3 separate regions of the Homo sapiens genome follow, and all the other regions are linked to region 3. Evidence: chromatin loops called from intact Hi-C (ENCODE). Cell type or tissue: PC-3. All regions are shown on one strand.

Region 1 (2,500 bases), 73 kb after region 3:
TTTTAGTAGAGACCAGGTTTTGCCATGTTACCAAGGCTGGTCTTTAACTCCTACACTCAAGGGATCCACCCATCTTAGCATCCCGAAGTGCTGAGATTGCAGGCATGAGCCATCATGCCCGGATCCCTCCAGACATGGTTTTAACCATGAATTTTTAAGATATTCTCTCATAAAAAGAGATCTATCTTTGTCATGCACATAAACAGAAAACTGAAAAATCAACCCTGTTTCAAAGGGAGAACAGATTTTTAAAAAGAAATAAAGTAAGAGTAAACAGTATTTATTTATTTTAATTAGTTTCAGTGGCTGTTGATGGACTGCTATTATATCCCATAAGAAAAATTGACTAGAGACTCAATTCGTATGTGAACAATAAATTAACACTATTTTAATATATTTGCTATGAGATAGAAGGGAACCAATCTCTCAGCCCCTTAAAATTTTACTTTGCATCTTTAACATTGAAAGACAATAGAAAAGAAATCATTGCTTTACAAGGTTAGCATCCTGGGTCATTGTATTAAAATCTTAGACAGTAGTGTTCCTGGGGTCACAGGTCATTTAGCGCCTCACATCTCTTAAATACTTTGAAGGGATTATGTACACCATTATGTAAGATTTTTTCATCCATTTCGAATAATTCAGTTTTACATCATTTAAGCCCTCCGTTAATTTTGGTGATGTACTTCTAAACTTTTTCCCAATGGGTAAATAAACTTAATTCAGAAAGAAATTGTGGTTTGGAGTTCTAGCTTTCAGAATGGTAGCTCCCAAGAGAAAAATTGTTTTGGAAATGGTAAGAAAGGATCAACCACCTTTAATTCTATCAGGAATTTAATCTTGTAATAAGCCTGAAAATTCCATTTTTGTTAATAGAAAGAGAATCCGCATGAAATATAGAGAGCAAACCGTTTCCACTGGCAGCAAAAACAACTACACTGAGTCATCACACACTCAGCATATAAAATTGATTTAATTATATTGAGGAGAAGGGGGGTGAAAATGGACTGAACTAGCACAGTCAGCCAAATGCAAACAAAGCACAAAACTCAAATTGTGTTACTGATGGAGAGGTAACATTCTGTCAACACTGTGCTGTGCTTTTCATCTTTATGCCATTCTCAGGTGTCCTCGCTAGTAGCAATCCCAACCAGTCTTATTTAAAAATATATGTCCCTTGCTGGGCATCATGCCTCATTTATGATATGGCTTTCTTTGGAAGGATACTTCAATTTTCCTTACAAGGAAAACCAATAAAAGAATTCAATAAGTGACTTGAACATTGTATTGGCTCACCCCTTAATGGTCTTAGAAATCCATTTTTCTATATCAATCTGTAGCATCCTCCACCTCTGAGTCCAGTGTTACTTCACCAGATGCAAATAGAGATCAACACTCACTGGTTTTCCTTAGGGTCCAGGTTGTTCTCTGGATTATCGCTAAAGAAATCTATTACACTGAGAGTGAATCAGGTATGTTTCTCACAGAAAGGCAGCATGGCACTGAGAGGTAAGTCTGGACTGGAATCAGGAGACCTGGAACTTCCTGCCAGTCCTGCTACCATGGTGAATAATTCACTTCTGTTTGCAAAGCTTTCTGAGTGACCTTTCCATACTTACAAATTTCTCATCTGCAAAATAAAAGGGTCCTTGGGAAAATTGACAGAGTTCTCACAGTGCTACAATTCTATGAATTTAACCTGGTTTATTTGATTTATAAATAAGTAAAATCAGTTTAAAGCCATTAGAAATGACATTCCTAAATGCGATTCATTAAGCATCCACAAATTATCTAAAGCAATGGTTAGTATAACAAAAAAAGCCTGTATTTTAAATTATAGTGTTTTTTAGGTTATTATTATAAAAAATAATTGTATAGACCAAAAACATACAGCCAGGTTCAAAATATTACACTGAAAACCCTTTAGTAATATTTTTCAAAAATATTATACTAGGAGTTTATATATTTTCCTAACACCTAAGGAAATGAGTATTAAATAAAACATGAAAATTCATCAATATTATTTCTCACTTCGTGGGTTATCTGAATGATATAAACCATGAAGCAATAAGTAATATTGGTTTTGAATTTTTACCTTTCTTGCTAATGTTCTATATGAATACCAAAATTTTCTTTAATTGTAAGATTATAATAATGTTCAATAGCTAATCCAAACTCATGTGTGTAGTTTTAGTTTCCTCTTAGATTTAGGATTATATTTAATGTGATTCTGTTTGTCTGGCAGTGTTTCCATTATTTTGGCAGCTGGCAAGGAGGATTGGTTATACGAAGCTTTTCTATTTTCCCTGCAATTTCCAACTTGGCTCCAACTTTTAGTAATCGTATTTTTGCTTCCGTTTAAAGGAACTGTATGCAGAATGTCATTTATTAGGTAACCACTTATCTGTGAAAAAATCCTACTTATTCTATTTTTGACAAAGTGATAAAGATAGCTTTGCAGTGAAATGCTGAGTAACAAGCAAATCAGACTGCAACATAG
Region 2 (2,500 bases), 110 kb before region 3:
CTTTGTGGCAAACTCATTGAGTTCTATGATTGGGACTAAAATATTTTTGCATTACCATTGAAATTATTTAAATACTTCCTTTATGCTAACAGTTGCTAAACACAACATTCTTGACATATGGCTAAACATATTTAAAATTTATTAACTTTTCATGAGATGAATTATAGTTATATTTTATATGTAAAATATGAAAATGTTCCTCATGCGAGCTTGCTAATTAAAAATATTTTAATGTTATACAATTAAACGTGTAAAGAGAAAAAAAGTCAAAGACTTTACTGTTAAAGAAATGTAGTGGCTGGGCATGGTGGCTCACGCCTGTAATCCCAGCACTTTGGGAGGTTGAGGCAGGGGGATCACCTGAGGTCAGGAGTTCCACACCAGCCTGGCCAACATGGTGAAACCCTGTCTCTACTAAAAATACAAAAATTAGCCAGGCATGGTGGAGGGCACTGGTAATTCCAGCTACTTGAGAGGCTGAGGTAGGAGAATCACTTGAACCCGGGAAGCGGAGGTTGCAGTGAGCTGAGATCACACCACTGCACTCCAGCCTGGACAACAAGGCTAGAGTCCGTCTCAAAAAAAAAAAAAAAAAATTTAGTTAGGAGGATGAATGCCTGTGTGTGCTCCCTGGCGAAAAAAATAAAATATATACTTTGTATAGCTCTAGAGTGGTAAGGGATAAGAGATCTTCAGGGGCATCTAGTCCAGTTTCCATCTGATGTTGAATCACCTATCTAACAAAATGCCAGACATGTGCTCACCTAGGCTGTGCCTGAAAACTTTCAGTGATGCAGACAATATTATGGCTTAAGGTTCTGCTTCTCTAGAGGCAGTCAGAGTTATCCGTGGACAGCTCTGAGTGGTGGAAAATTTCTCTTTACATTTAGCTAAAACTGTGTTCCCTGGAGTTTCATCTTTTTCATTCCAGTTTGAAGCATCAGGGCTATAAGGAACAAATCAAAGGCCTCTTGCACATGAAAGCACTTGGTCTATTTAAGGAGAACTCTCTTATTCCCCTTGAGTTTTCTCTTCTAGAGATTCAATATCCACAGTTTCTTTGAGGAGGCTTCATCTGTCATGTTGTCAATTCCCTTCATAATTTTAGTCTCCTCAGCTCTGAATGTCTTCCACTTTGTCAATATCTTTCTTAAAGTCTGGTGACTTGAATGGAACAAACAGATTCGGCCAAATGACAGGCAGTATACTGTCACTTTCTTTGTCCTGGGCTTCTGTCGCTTTTCTCATTTTACATGTCTATCAGTGTAACCAAGTTCAAAATGGCTTTTTAGGCAGTATGACTTATGATGATTCATGTTGTTAACATGACTCACTGTGGCCTTGTATTGGGTTTGTTGTCCATAAATTGTCAGGATACTTTTTAACCAATACTGCTACTCTTCCCTCTATTTGTGTTAAATCTTGTTTTTCCTTTTTTTTTTTTTTTTTGAGACAGAGTCTCGCTCTGTCACCCAGGCTGGAATGCAGTGGTGCAATCTCGGCTTACTGCAAGCTCCGCCTCCAGGGTTCACGCCATTCTCCTTCCTCAGCCTCCCGAGTAGCTAGGACTACAGGCACCTGCCACCACACCTGGCTATTTTTTTTTTTTTTTGTATTTTTAATAGAGACGGGGTTTCACCGTGTTAGCCAGGATGGACTCGATCTCCTGACCTCGTGATCTGCCCGCCTCGGCCTCCCGAAGTGCTGGGATTATAGGTGTGAGCCACTGCACCCGGCCTAAATCCTTGTTTTTCATCTGAGAACCTCACATTAAATTCAGCTAATTTTTATATATAATCTTAAATTCATCTGTCTGGCTTTCCAAGAAAACCGTTGTCTCCTGGCCCTGTCATTTACTACCTCTCCCAGATTTCAGAAATATTATTAGATTCTAGAGTGCATGATTCTTTGCTCTCAAGTGTCAACCACATAACTTAGCCAAACAGAAAATCACAATCATAATCTAAGGATTTTTTTTTCAAATTGCCTCAGAAAAACTTGATTATCTCAGTTATCTTGCATTTATTCTCTCCACATTTTTATTGTTAAAACCTAGGCAATTAAAAATTGTCTATTGGACTAGAAGCTTCATGCTGTTCTGTGTTTGGGTTTCCGTTGTGTATCTAGGATCTGACAAAGTGAGCACGTGCTGAATATTTATTTAACACATGGGTTATTGATGTTATTTGCATGCTATGCTGGCACATGCTCTACTGCTATGAAAAAGCTGTACATAAATAATTTCTGGTGGTTAGAGACTCTTAGTGGAGTTACCTTATAAAAATATTTGAGTCGATAAGACAAACAAATAAAAACATTCACAGGGTAACTCATCTTAAAATGTTACAGAAAATAGTTACTTAAAACAATCTACCATTTAAATACAAAAAGCACACACATGTTTGACACATAATAAAGATACAGCTGCATTTTCAGGAAGTTGTTTTATAACATCCTAAAAATAGTTCAATTATGATGTTACCGTGTATCAAAGCAGAAA
Region 3 (2,500 bases):
CAAGATCAGCAAAGAGAATTTTCTTACTGGAGGCCTCTAGACCTGTTCTTCCCTCTATGCATATGAGCACATGCACGTGCACACACAGACACACACACACACAATAAAGGAGAGAAAGCACAACAGGCTACCTAGTTGCTCTATATTTAAAAAATTACTATCTTTAATTTTTTAATGAAATGTTTTAAATTTAAATTAAAGATAATATCTGTCTCAGGACAGTATAGTAAGTCTGTTGTTCCTGGATTTGGCTCTTTGTTGGTGAAAATAAATCTTGTATTCCAGCCTCAAATTTGTACTCCAATGAATGGGATTTTTTCCACTACCCATTTCCTTTGTACTAGTGTTTTGCCCTTGTGCCCAGGTACCCTAACTTCTAAGCAGATCGTATTTGCCTTGCTTCTTTCTTAGAATATGAGTTTTCTGCCTTATGCTCTAGTCCAGTGGTTTGCAACTGGGACTAATTTTCCCCCCGGAGGATATTTGGCAAAGTTGGGTGTTATTATTGTTGCCAGAACTCAAGGATACTAATGGCTTCTACTGAGTAGAGTCCAGAAATGCTTCTAAACATCTTACAATGCAGAGCACAACCCTCTACAACAAAGCATTACGGTTGAGAAACCCTTCCCTAGTTCTGTGATGTGTGGTTTTCCTGTCCTCAAACTCCTCTCCTGTTATGCTACTGACAGCTACACTAGGCTTCCTGGAAGCTTCCTGCAGGTCTACTGTAATGTTGGCATGTACTTTTCTGTCACTTTGACTCCCAATGGGTGAGCATATTTGACTTGGTTGGCAATGTTATGAAGCTACATTCTGATGTTCTCTCTTTCTCTCTCTAATCTTCATGACCTGCTGTCCTGGATTAGCATCAAATCTCTGGGCTCAGATCCCCACATGTAGACCCAAGACCCAACTTATTCATCTAGATTCAGGCTTTATTCACATCTGTGAGTTCCCTTGGTTAGCCCACTAACCTTAAACTAAATGCATCCCAAGCTTGATGTTATGAAATATGATGCATTGGCCTCAGAAAATTGTTAGACCTTTTAGTGAAGATCAGATATAATGATACTAGAAAAGAAAATGATACCCTCTAGTCTTTATTAGCATATGTAGTCCTTCCAAACAAGACATATCACTTCTAGGTGCTTTGCAACTGTCCAGTTGTTTTGTACAATATTCTACACAATTTGTTTACTATGGTCTCAAACCAATTGACTTGAAGACACCAGTAGGCATACTATGACTATCCTGACTTCATTAATTCATATTTGAATCAGATAGAACATTTATACTGAATTAATAACACCAAAATCTCAGTGATTTAGAACAACAAAGGTATCCTTGCTCCTTGCAAAGATGCCATTGTGCTTTACAAAATGCTCAAATTCCCATGCTGAAGGAGGCATCAACCCATGCATTAGTAATTTACAGGACAGAAAAGGGGACATACCAAGTCATGAACTTACTTTTAATGCTATCAATCTTGAAGTGACATCATGTGTGAGTTTACAAGGCCAACACCAAAGTTCAGTCATTGCTAGGAGAACTCACAGGACTCAGCATATACTCACATGTGAGTCACAGGACTCACATGGGCATGATTTATTACAATAAAAAGATACAAAGCAAAATCAACAAAGGAAAAAGTGCATGGGTCAAAACCCAGAGGAAAACTATGCACAAACTTCCACAAGTCCTCTCCCAGGACAGTCACACAGGATGTGCTTAATTTCTTAATCAATAAGTTTGTGATAGGCATGAATTATTTTCTACTAAAAAAACTCCTAGCAGGGTGGAAAACAACTCTTTCTTATGTCTAAGTTCTGAACCAGAAATAGTTGGTGAAAAACACTATGATATTGGTTATTATTTTACTGTGGAGTAAAACAAAATTAAATAGACATAATTAAATTTGATCTTACATAGTAAGTAAATATGCATAGTTATGTTTTCACAATTTAGACAAAAAAGGCCTATAATCCTTACATTTTTCACATTATCTCCTAAGATAATTTTTTGAGGTTTTTTTGTTTTGATTTTTCTGCAATGTCTACCTCTCAAGATTTCAGCCGGAATTAAATTATCTATGGAAATGGTAATTTTTTCTACCCATCAATATTATTTTCCTTGAGAAGTCAGAGATAAATGCCATCTGGACATAGCATTTTATCATTAGATGTTTTACTTTCTTGATCATCTGTTCTGCCAAGATACAGTTTTTCTTCAGTGTTTATTTTTCCTACCTGAGAACTGTTTATTGCTGGCATTTGTTCCTCTTCCTTTCTCTGTTAACACAGAAGCAAGAAGAGCTTTGGATGTTTTGGCAATGTGTCCATCTGCCATGTATCCATCACCGTTGCCATATTTTGTAGCTAGGATCTCTGCAAAGCAGTGAGGCACAGAGCAATACACTGACTGGAGCTGGGTTCAAACCAAAAAGTCCTGCTCTGTATTGGGGAAAATGGTGCAGTGATTGACATCTGGACCTGCTTTGACA

Evidence for each region. A loop is a pair of places that touch in the nucleus more often than their neighbours do. Peaks named below come from ENCODE experiments on the same cell type or tissue, not always from the same donor. Only the 100,000 strongest peaks of a DNase experiment are listed, where the experiment ranks them.
Region 1: a loop joins it to region 3, with 7 times the contacts of the local background. A loop is called at or near these places in 2 of 110 quality-filtered maps.
Region 2: a loop joins it to region 3, with 7 times the contacts of the local background. A loop is called at or near these places in 2 of 110 quality-filtered maps.

Annotation. Positions count from the first base shown.
Region 1 is chr21:24,022,614-24,025,113 of GRCh38, forward strand. No RefSeq gene overlaps it. Among named protein-coding and RNA genes, the nearest start is that of LINC01689, 300 kb to the right of the region's middle. In PC-3, no CTCF peak of the experiment used is centred here; a DNase peak (open chromatin) is centred at 998; H3K4me3 peaks cover 419 bases; H3K27ac peaks cover 1,178 bases.
Region 2 is chr21:23,835,570-23,838,069 of GRCh38, forward strand. The region is part of intron 1 of LOC105372750 (a long non-coding RNA gene); the gene reads left to right. Among named protein-coding and RNA genes, the nearest start is that of D21S2088E, 450 kb to the left of the region's middle. In PC-3, no CTCF peak of the experiment used is centred here; a DNase peak (open chromatin) is centred at 1,332; H3K27ac peaks cover 702 bases.
Region 3 is chr21:23,949,899-23,952,398 of GRCh38, forward strand. No RefSeq gene overlaps it. Among named protein-coding and RNA genes, the nearest start is that of LINC01689, 370 kb to the right of the region's middle. In PC-3, no CTCF peak of the experiment used is centred here; a DNase peak (open chromatin) is centred at 1,563; H3K27ac peaks cover 1,813 bases.